2 separate regions of the Homo sapiens genome follow, and region 1 is linked to region 2. A link is an interaction called in ENCODE POLR2A ChIA-PET data of the cell type or tissue named here. Cell type or tissue: Panc1. All regions are shown on one strand. Each heading gives the region's core, and the rest is flanking DNA. Links, peaks and the distances in the headings are about the cores only.

The links. ChIA-PET counts read pairs that join two places held together with the same protein. Peaks named below come from ENCODE experiments on the same cell type or tissue, not always from the same donor. Only the 100,000 strongest peaks of a DNase experiment are listed, where the experiment ranks them.
Region 1: POLR2A ChIA-PET joins it to region 2 with 10 read pairs; 9 of 35 experiments call an interaction of 5 or more read pairs at or near these places.

Annotation. Positions count from the first base shown.
Region 1 is chr2:159,041,764-159,047,137 of GRCh38, forward strand. The region is part of intron 2 of TANC1 (tetratricopeptide repeat, ankyrin repeat and coiled-coil containing 1); the gene reads left to right. Among named protein-coding and RNA genes, the nearest start is that of TANC1, 76 kb to the left of the region's middle. In Panc1, for the core only: no CTCF peak of the experiment used is centred there; no DNase peak of the experiment used is centred there; H3K27ac peaks cover 2,074 bases.
Region 2 is chr2:158,980,697-158,986,070 of GRCh38, forward strand. All of the region lies in intron 1 of TANC1 (tetratricopeptide repeat, ankyrin repeat and coiled-coil containing 1), which reads left to right. Among named protein-coding and RNA genes, the nearest start is that of TANC1, 15 kb to the left of the region's middle. In Panc1, for the core only: no CTCF peak of the experiment used is centred there; no DNase peak of the experiment used is centred there; H3K27ac peaks cover 1,459 bases.

The DNA of each region.
Region 1 (5,374 bases), core at 237-5,236, 61 kb after region 2:
CTTTGGCTTGCCCTCTGTGGGCTGCATCCACTGTCCACCCAGTCCCAGCTGAGATGAACCAGGCACCTCAGTTGGAAATGCAGAAATCACCTGTCTTCTGTGTCAGTCACGCTGCGGGCTGAAGACTGGAGCTGTTCCTATTCAGCCATCTTGGAACCCTACCCCATGTTCGAGTTGAGACTTTTTTTGAGGAAACATTAGGCATTTGACATGGGGGTGACCACCTGGTTCATGTAGGGTTCTCCTCTGTGCTTGGCTCAAATGAGATCTCAGCTGACCCTGAAGTCAGGGAAAGGCTGAACCCATCCCCTGTATTACTCCCTGGTTTCCTTCCAGAGAAACCTCCTATTCTCCGTTCTCATCTTTGAAGTCCTGGTGGGGAAGGCAGCAGGTCTTCTGGAGCTCCTCATTAAACAGACTTAGGAGGAGGAGAGGCCTCCACCCAGCCTCGGCACGCACAAACCTGTTAGCACCCTGGTGCCCTGCCAAGGTGGTTTTTTTGGCCCAAACGTGACTGCACATGATCCCGTTCTTTCTGGCAGTGAAGCCCGGCAGGATTGACTTGGGCAGGAGCCTAGTTGGTGGTGTGTTTGAACATGGAGAGCACCCTTGAAAACGAATGTTCTCCAGGACGTGTAGCAGTGAAAAGGACACTTCCCAGGGAGATAGGCTCTGGGTCAGTCACAGGAGCTCCTTGTTGGAATCTTTCAATGAGCAAGCGTGCATGGAGCATCTGCTTCTGCTTGTGATGAGAGTGAGAGCGGGAGGGTGGTGGATGACACCAGGGAAGACCAGCCCTGGAGAGACTGGTAGGAGGGGAGCTCAGGCAGAACGAAGCCAGTGCTGCAACTCAGAGGCCAACCAGGTGTTCTGAGCACAGAGAAAGGGCTGGCAAGATTCCGTGGGGGGTGGTGTGGGCATGCAGGTGATATTTGAGCTGTACCTGGAGGATGACTAATTTCCAGAGAGAGAGGGGGTTTCAGGTTGAGGGAAGAGAAAGAGCAAAGGTGTGAAGTTGAGTGGTGTGTTTGGGAATGGTGAATTTCGTAGAAACCTGGGACTCCTGAGGGGTGAGGCAGGAGATAGGGGAAGGAGGTGCTTAGGAGGACTTCAGCATGCTAAGGGTTTGAGAGAGGTTCTTGGCATGTTATCTTAAACCTTTAAAACATTTCGTTGTGGACTGGGCTGTAAACCTATTAGCATCACATAAACAGAAAACCTGAGATAGTGGTGGTAAACCGGATGCATCTAGTACCTTGCTTAAGAGCAGGTGCTTCTCAGTTGATGTCCTGACTCAGCTTGGATAGTGAGCATCTGAGGAAGGAATGGATTCTCTTGGTTTTGCCAATCCCCGGTCACTCTGCTTTTACTGGGCTTGACAGTATGTCCATGTGATGTCTTTTTCTCCATTACTGCTGCTTTGGGATTTTTGGGGAGGTCAGAGCTGGTGTTGATAAACTCTGTGCCTCTCGTCTCATAGGGAAGAGTGCTGACGGGTTTTCTTTTTTCCAGTTCTTTTGCCAGCTTTCTATGGTCATCTTCTTGGGAGGAACTTACGGGCATCCCTGAGTGAGGGAGACAACCACTCTCTGTTGCAAGCAAGTGGCATGTGGGGTGAGGAGAGTTGAGACCAGGGACGTGCTCATAGGGAATCCATGCTTTGACAGGCCAGGTATTCAAGGTATGCTATTCTTGGTAAATTTTGAGGGCTCTGAAAGTAAATCAGATTTCTTCAAAGAAACTTAAAGTAAATCATTATCTTACTGTGTTAAAGCACTCTTACTAATAACATGCGTGCTTTAGTGCACTCTTTTGAAGCTTTCCTAATTTTATTGACTTGTGCCCATTTTAGAATTTTGGATCCCTTTTTTATGGTGTCTAGCACAGTACTTTTCCATTGAAAACATTTAATATATGTTGATTGAATGGCTTAGTATCTTTGTTTACAGTTTAAGTACAGTTGTCAGAAGTATAACTGATAAAATTTTCACATTTTTAATAAGGTCAGACTGGCTGTCTCATCCGTATCATTTTCATTCTTCTACTCCTTATTCCCCGTGAAAAACTTCTTAAAGTTTAATGACAAGGCTCCTTATCGCTCCTGGAAGACAAATAAGGAAACATTTACAGGTTGCCTTACCTCAAATGCTCTTCATAGATTGGCTTTTTGGGGTCATGTCAGTTAAAGCTGACATAGGTTCTGCCTCTTGCCCGTTCTACAGACTGTCCTGTTAACTTACTCTGAGTTGTCATCCCTCTTCTTCCCCTGGGTTTCAAGGAGGATTTTCTAGTTGTGTGGCTTTAGGAACTTGGGGAAACTTGCTAACCGTGTGCTGAGATCTCCCTGTATTGTAGTCTTATATGTAAGTTATGAAACAGAAATACCTATTTTAATGCCAGGAACAATGGCTCTCGCCTGTAATCCCAGCACTTTGGGAGGTTGAGGTGGGAGGATCACTTGAGACCAGCCTGGGCAACGCAGCGAGACCTCATCTCTACCAAACCAAACAGAACAAAACAAAAATGGCTGGGTTATGGTGGCATGCACCTGTAGTCCCAAGCTACTCGGGAGGCTGAGGTGGGAGGATCGCTTGAGCCCAGGAGATTGAGGCTGCAGTGAGCTCTGATGGCGCCACTGTACTCCAGCCTGGGTGACAGCATGAAACCCTGTCTTAAAACTATTTCAAGAGGTTTGGCGAGGCTGGAGGCTCCTAATGTATATGATCTATGTTCTAGTCATCTTTTTATTTGCATTCTGTCTCCAATGCCTAGCATCTAGTAGGACTCAGATACTCCCTCTTTTAAGAAAGAGACCTGGCTGAGAATGGTGCCTCCAATCCCATCTTAAGTGAGCACAGCTTGGAAGACTGGCTATTTATGCCTAGCTGTGCACAGTGGAGGCAGCAAGCAGGAGTCCCCAAGACATCCAGGACCAAATGGCTGACTGGGGGCATTGGAGACACCGGCTCGCTTCTCCATGGGTGTTGGAAATACTGCCCCAAGGGGATGGGGGTCAAGATAAAAGGAGCTTCCAAATTGCTGTGAGTTCTTGAAATGTCTATGAGATGTGCCCATGTACTCTGCCATCTGTTTTGTGTGACTTGCCAGCAGGATTTCATTTTCTGCATTCAGTTCTCCTGCCACACCCTGCTATCCATGAGGAATGCAGTGGCCTTGTTGCTCCCCAGAACTTTGCGGGATCCTGCCAAAAGGCGGAGCTTCTCCACAGGGGCAGGGCAGCAGAGTACATATCACAATTCCTGTGAAGCTTTAAAAATTAGGATACTGGGACTCACTTGAGGAGTGCTGAACTAGAATTAGGGGGAGGAGGAGTCCCTGCTGTGTTGTTGTTGTTGTTTTAAAGTTCCACAAGAGGTGATAGTGTATATCATGAAGTAAGATAGCCACATATGGGCCGGGCGCAGTGGCTCACTCCTGTAATCCTAGCACTTTGAGAGGCTGAGGTGAGCAGATTGCCTGAGCTCAGGAGTGCCTGTCTGTACTAAAAATACAAAAAAATTACCCGGGCATGGTGGCACATGCCTGTAGTCCCAGCTACTCGGGAGGCTGAGGCATGAGAATTGCTTGAACTCGGGAGGCGGAGGTTGCAGTGAGCCGAGATTGCACCACTGCACAACAGCCTGGGTGACAGAGCAAGACTGTCTCATAAATAAATAAAATTAAGATAGCCAGATATGATAAAGAGTTTAAAGGATACATAAAATTAGTTACCAGAAGATCCGAAGAAATTGTCTGCTTAAATTCAGTGATGCATACAAAGAGTGAGTAGTATTTTTGGAGGAATATATTTCAGAAGCCTCAGATCTTCAAATTTTTTTGCTTTATATTAATGACAATTCTATAATAGTCATTAATATTTGAGATATGTAACTTTTGAAAAATATTTGTATGGGGAGTAAACTTATAAACCTCTTTCTTAGCCTGAGCCGACGTTTAGGGGAACTTTTTTGAATTCCACTGACCTGTTTAACCAGTTGACACTGCCAACCCAAACATTCCCTTGTGCCATAATTCATATCGTAAAACTATTTTATAATTTTCACTTAAAATTGCATGCGATAGCATTTTCTATGATGCTAACATGACAAAGAACAAGAAAAATGACATGGAAGAGGAATTTACTAAATTCAACCAGAGTTTAGGCTTACTGAGAAATCCAGGTGGAAATCTGCTTAAATGGCATTTTACAATAGATTTGCGTATTGAAACCAAGCCTTTCTTCCTGTGGTAACACGTTTCTCAAAGTAACATTGAAATAGCAATTTAAGTGTATTGCCCATAGAGATTTATCAGAAAGGAAATTTATTTAGAAAGTTGTGGGTTTTTTTTTTCCCCCTTCAGTTTTCGTTTGGCAGAGAATTCACTAATTTTTCTCCTTCCCTGGGACCAACTTTAGAAAATAGATAGGAACTTAATAGCAAAAATCATGTTAAATGGTTTTGTGGTTTTAGACTGCGTCTCTCTTTTGCAAATTCCTTTTCTGTGAAAGAAAACCTTGCAACACATTGCTATTTGACATTTTATTAATTTGGTGGGTTTGAGGGAGAAGGGTGAGTTTCAGTTTTGAAGTTAAAGAATTTTACAATTTAGGAGGGACTGACCCTACAGATGGCCTGTCTCCTGGTTTCCTTCGCCTCAATAGAAACTGCCCTTGTCGACGTCCCAAATGGCCTCTGATCATTGAAGCCTGTTGTCACTTGTTAGTCCTTGACATGACTTTTCCTGTAGTATTTGATTCTGCTGATCATTCCTCATCAAAGCTGTCTCTTCTGGGTTCCTATGCACCATTCTTTTCTTTTCTTTACTTTTTTTTTTTTTTTTTTTTTTTTTTTTGAGGCAGGGTCTAGCTTTGTCACCCAGGCTAGAGTGCAGCGGCACAATCTCGGCTCATTGCAACCTCTGCCTCCTTGGGCTCAAGCGATCCTCCCACCTCAGACCCTCAAATAGCTAGGAGTACAGGCGCGAGGCACCAGGCCTGGCTAATTTTTTTTGTATTTTTTGTGGAGACGGGTTTTCACCATGTTACCCAGGCTGGTCTCAAACTTCTGAGTTCTAGCGATCCACTTGCCTCGGCCTCCCCAAAATGCTGGGATTACAGGCATGAACCATGGTGCCCCGCCCCTTTGCACCATACTCGACTGCTTTGTTTTTGCTTCTTTAATTTCCTCTTAGGTCCTGCTGTATCTGCCCTTATGTTCCTGGTTCATCCTTGGTGGTTTTCTTTTAGTCTGCTCAGCCTTTTTGGGGGAGACCTCAATAATTCTGTGGCTTCAGCCACCATCCACACTTCATGGACCCCCCAGGTCTCTCTGAATTCATCCTCCTCTTAGACAATCTTTTGGACATTTCTGCT
Region 2 (5,374 bases), core at 170-5,169:
CCCAGAAGACGGAGCTTGCAGTGAGCCGAGATCATGCCACTGCACTCCAGCCTGGGCAACAGAGCAAGACTCCATCTCAAAAAAAAAAAAAAAAATTCTCCCTTAAATAGCATTTGTCACCATTTTTGTTTTTTGGAAACCAAGATTCAATCAAGGTTCACATTGCACTGTGGGCTGTTGTTGTTGTTTGTCTCTTTCGTCTTTTTAAATGTAGAAAAATAATATCTCATTACTTCCCTCCCTCCCATTCCTGACTTTTCTGGGTTGTCCCATATTCTGAATTTGTTTCCTGTGGCGGTGTTTACCTTGTCCCATTGTTTCCTGTATTTCCTATAAACTGGAGGCTAGGTCTAAAAGCAAGATTAGAGTCAAGTAAAATATTTTTGGCAAAAATAGGTCCTAGACTAAGATTCCCCTCTGCACTTCCGACCCCCTCTATGATTTGAGAACAGACATTTAAGTTTAGCAATTCAGAGCAGCATGGTGAGTCAGACACACCTGTAATCCTGGCACTTTGGGAGGTGGAGGCAGGAGGATTGCTTGAACTCAGGAGTTCGGGACCCTGGGCAACACGGTGAGACCTTATCTCTATTGAAAGTGAAAAAAAAATCATCTGGGTATGGTGGTTCAAGCCTGTATGTAGTCCTTGCCACTAGGGAGCCTGAGGCGGGAGGATTGCTTGAGCCTGGGAGATGATTAAAGCTGCTGCAAGCTATGATTGAACCACTGCACTCCAGCCTGGGTGACAGAGTGAGACCCTATCTTTAAAAAGTTTAGCAATTAATATATAGCTTTTATATATATATATATATATATATATATATATATATATATATATATATATATAAAGAAGTAACAGCTTAGAGTTTAAAAATTAGGTTTATTAGTATATCAAAGGGATGCAAGTTGAATTGATTCCAGGTGTGTTTGGAAAGGTATTCTGAATAGTTGGCGTGGTTAAATGGATATGTTTTCAGTATATCTTGAGACTATAAACCATGTGTCTCTTGGGTAAAGTGGCCTGGGTGTTAAACGTTTTTGGTGGTTGAATTTTATTCCGAATGACAAGTATCTGAGTTGTGATGGTAAAATAATACTCCATAGACACTTATTTTTAAAACACATTTAGGAATGTGCATTCTTTCTACCTCTGCTTGATAAATTTTTAACAGAATATTTTCATGATAAATGCTTATGCTAATCTAAAATACAGCCATAAATTCAAGGACACCCTCGGGGTGATAATTTTCTATGTACATTGTCTTAGAAACCCAGACAAGCAAATAAAAGTTCCTATCATAGCTAACTTTGCTAACTTAATTTGCTATTTACATTTTTTTTTCCCTTGATATCCTTCCAAGTGCTAGTTGTATGTCTGGGAAAAGTTAAAGGATTTTGTGAATCTTAATGAAGAATAGCTTAGTATATATAAAGAAGCTTTGCATGATGAATGGTAGCTGTCATAAGCAGCTCCCAGCGCATTCTTATATTTAATCCTTTAACCAGCAGGGACACTGTTTTCTGCATTAAAATTTGCCTGTTGTGAATAATAAGGTGACTTGGACAGAGTAGGTACTTTGTAACTATATTTAGTCCATTAAAAATATACATATACACTCCTTTTTTCTCCCCTCTTTAAAAAAACACAAACATATAGGATATGGTAAAAAGGATGATCTTTGAAACCAGATAGACTTTGGTTTTGTGTTTGGCTCTGGCAATTTACTTGACCTGTTTCTATGTCTGTAGAATGGGGACAATAATTCCTGTTTCATAGAGGTTATGCCAAGGCCAAAGGCGAAGCCCTGTATGAAAGGCTTAGCACCGTGCATGGATCAGAGCTATCAAAACCAGATCATCTTCCACCTTCTCCTCCTCTTACCATATTTTATTTTATTCTGTTTTACTTCATTTGTTTATTTAGTTTTTGAGACAGGGTTTTGCTCTGTTGCCCAGGCTGAAGTGCAGTGGCACAGTCTTGGCTCACTGCAGCTTCAACCTCCTGGGCTCAAATGATGCTCCTGCCTTAGCCTCCCCAAGAGCTGGGACCACAGGTGTGCACCATCATGCCTGACTAATTTTTTTATTTTTTTATTTTTATTTTTTTCTGTAGAGATAGGATCTGCTATGTCACCCAGGCTGGTCTCGAATGCCTGGGCTCAAGCAGTCTTCCTGCCTTGACCTCCCAAAGTGTGGGGATTATAGGCTGAACCACCACATCCAGTCCTTACCATATTTTATTCAGCATTCTGGATCAGTTGTTAAATTGAAGTTTTTAATTGTTCTGAGTGTTTTAAAAATTGTGAATTTTAAGGTACTTGTTACAGAAGTCGAGATAAGTTCTTGATTTCAAGATAATCTGTATGGGAGTTGGTTGCTTATATTAAAACAATTATATGCCTATATGAAATGTTTTGAGCTAACAAGTAGGACAGTTTTAGATGGTGATTTATAGAGGAGAAGGAGTAAGAGTCAAAAGTGGTGTTTTAGCCAGGCACGGTGGCTCACGCCTGTAATCCCAGCACTTTGGGAGGCCGAGGTGGGTTGGATCACGAGGTCAGGAGATCGAGACCATCTTGGCTAACACAGTGAAACCCCGTCTCTACTAAAAATACAAAAAATTAGCCGGGCGTGGTGGCGGGTGCCTGTAGTCCCAGCTACTCGGGAGGCTGAGGCAGGAGAATAGCGTGAACCCGGGAGGCGGAGCTTGCAATGAGCCGAGATCGCGCCACTGCACTCCAGCCTGGGAGACAGAGCAAGACTCCGTCTCCCAAAAAAAAAAAAAAAAAAACACCAAACAAACAACAAAAAAGTAGTATTTTATTATTGGCACAAAAATATTGCTAACAAACTCTGGTTTTTATGAAAATCAGTATTTAAAAAATCAATTTTTTTACTGAGACTGACAACATGTGAAGCTCCTCAGACTTTTGTAATGTTTTGCTTGAGTATGGTTTAGAACAATACACTTTATTTAGGTGGAATAAGTCTATTGTACTGTGCTCAAGTCATACATGCATATTCATTTATGAAATAAATATTACCGACAGGAGAGCAGGCTTTTCTAGAGAAGAGGATGGTCAGTGCTTCATTCAAGATCCTCACAGTGGAGAAATGGGGATTCTCCTTATTGCCTTTGTGCCTATTAAAGATGCACGCGAAGGTGGAATTAATATATCCTAAGTTTTGAACAGAAGTGGAGGAACAGTTTGGAGAATGCCTGGATATCTATGGTCCTTGCATTCTTGCCATTTATGGGTAAACCAAAAAGTGTTGTCTTCTGTCATCAGCTGTTTCCAAGTCTTGGGACTTTGGCTTTGAATCTGGCTTGGACAAGAAAAGATCTCAGCCAGGCAAGGACTGACACTGCTCCTTCCCAGATAGTGCCTGTTCTCTCAGAATGAACTTGATTCCCTACAGACTTCAAGTCAAGTGGTACTTGAGCTTTTTACACTTTTCCTCTACCATTACAAAGTTTTGTTTAATCTCTTCCTTTCTGAAATGTTTTGCTTCAACAAAAAGGACCCTTTTAACTGTCCCAACTCTACATACCAAAAGTTAAGCCAGGAGGAATCAAAGGGTGTTAGTTCCCCCTTCCATCTGGAAAAAAGAGATGCCATTTCTAGGACAGTGATTGAGACCTAAGCCAGTGGAAAATGTAAAGAGACTTTACCTTCTTCACAAGGCTTTTTTGCTTCCTTCATAAGAGTGGTGTTAGCCAACTCAACAAATAGAATTTCCTTATGAGTTTTTTAAAGATAAAAAGTTACCATGAAGGTGGTAACTATTTGACAAATTAGAAACCATTTTCATTTGTCAGCGGGTGGTGGAGGTCTTGTATTCATTTTTCCAAAAAATGTTTCTTGAGAGCTGGTCATTGTGCACTTCAGGGTTTGAGGCCCAGTGCTGTGTCTCAATCTGAGGAGACAAGTGCACACACAGTACCACTGCAAGGTGTTAGGGAGTGCAGGAGGAGGAGGAGTAGGGGGAGGAGGAGGAGTTGACAGTGGCTGGGGAAAGCTTCAGGGAGGAGGGGGAGGAGGTGAAGGTGACTTTGCCAGGTGGGAAAGAGGGTGAGAGGCTTTCTAGAGAAAAGGAGCGTAAGAAGCAGAGGCTGGGAGGCATGAAAACACAAGTTGTGTTTGGGGTGTTGTTACTAGAACGGACGGTGCTTGGCATTTGGGTACAGTGGCAGGGAGAAGAGAGCCAGATTGCAAAGGCCTTGCATGCCAGGCTAAGAAGTGTGGACTTGATCCTGTAAGCAAGTGATAGCTGTCAAAGGTTTTTCAGCAGGGAGATGATGTAATCAGATCTGTGTGTTGGAGAAAAGCTTTGGCAGCGGTGGTGTGGAGGAGAGACTGGCGTGGGGACAGATGGGCTGCAGAGCTCTCTGTTAGGAGGCTTTTGAAGTAGGTCAGGTGAGAGATGATGTTTGAGGCCTGAGTTAGTGGGAGGAAGAGAACTAATGCCAGTTGAATACCTTTGAGTGTGCACTTAAGGTGAAGGTGCATTAGCTCATGTAATCTTCACAGAAAAACTTTTCATAGGGTGCTGTTGTCATCCTCATTTTGCAGAAAAGGAAGCAAGCTCAAAGTAACCTAGTTCAGCCAGGATTGAACTTGGGTTTACTGTCCTGTGCCACCATGGTTTTTAGAACAAGATGTCAAAGAACAAAATTTCAACAAATGAAGCTTTAAAGATCTAATTGTTGTTTTTTAGGGGTCCATGAACTAGGCAGCACCCAGACTACAAAATAGGCAGGCGCTCTGCAGGGCATGGCTGAACAGCGGGTTTTGTAAGGCAGCTTGAGCAGGAGCACAGAGATTGCATAGTGCCAAAGGTGGACTGGTTAACCTCAGATTATTACTTCAGGTTACTTTCCTTGTGTGGGTTAAAGCAGAGGGGATTTCCTTATTTTTGCCAGCTCTGGTTGACTGGGCCCACCTTTTTTTTCCCTTTTCTTCCAAGACAGAGTCTCGCTTTGTTGCCCAGGCTGGAGTGCAGTGGCGTGATCTCGGTTCACTACAGCCTCCACCTCCCGGGTTCAAGCAATTCTCCTGCCTCAGCCTCCCAAGTAGCTGGGATTACAGGCATGTGCCACCACGCCCAGCTAATTTTTGTATTTTTAGTAGAGACTGGGTTTCACCACGTGGCCAGGCTGGTCTGAAACTCCTGACCTTGCGATCTGCCTGCCTTGGCCTCTCAAAGTGCTGCGATTATAAGCATGAGCGACCGCACCCAGCTGACTGGGCCCCCTTTGATTGGTTGTCGTGAATCTTGTGCTTTTTGAAAACTGGCCTGTTTGGAGATTTGACTATCATTTCTCTCCTGTTTGCTTGGAGGGTCCGATCTTACAAGTAAACAGCTTAGGTTT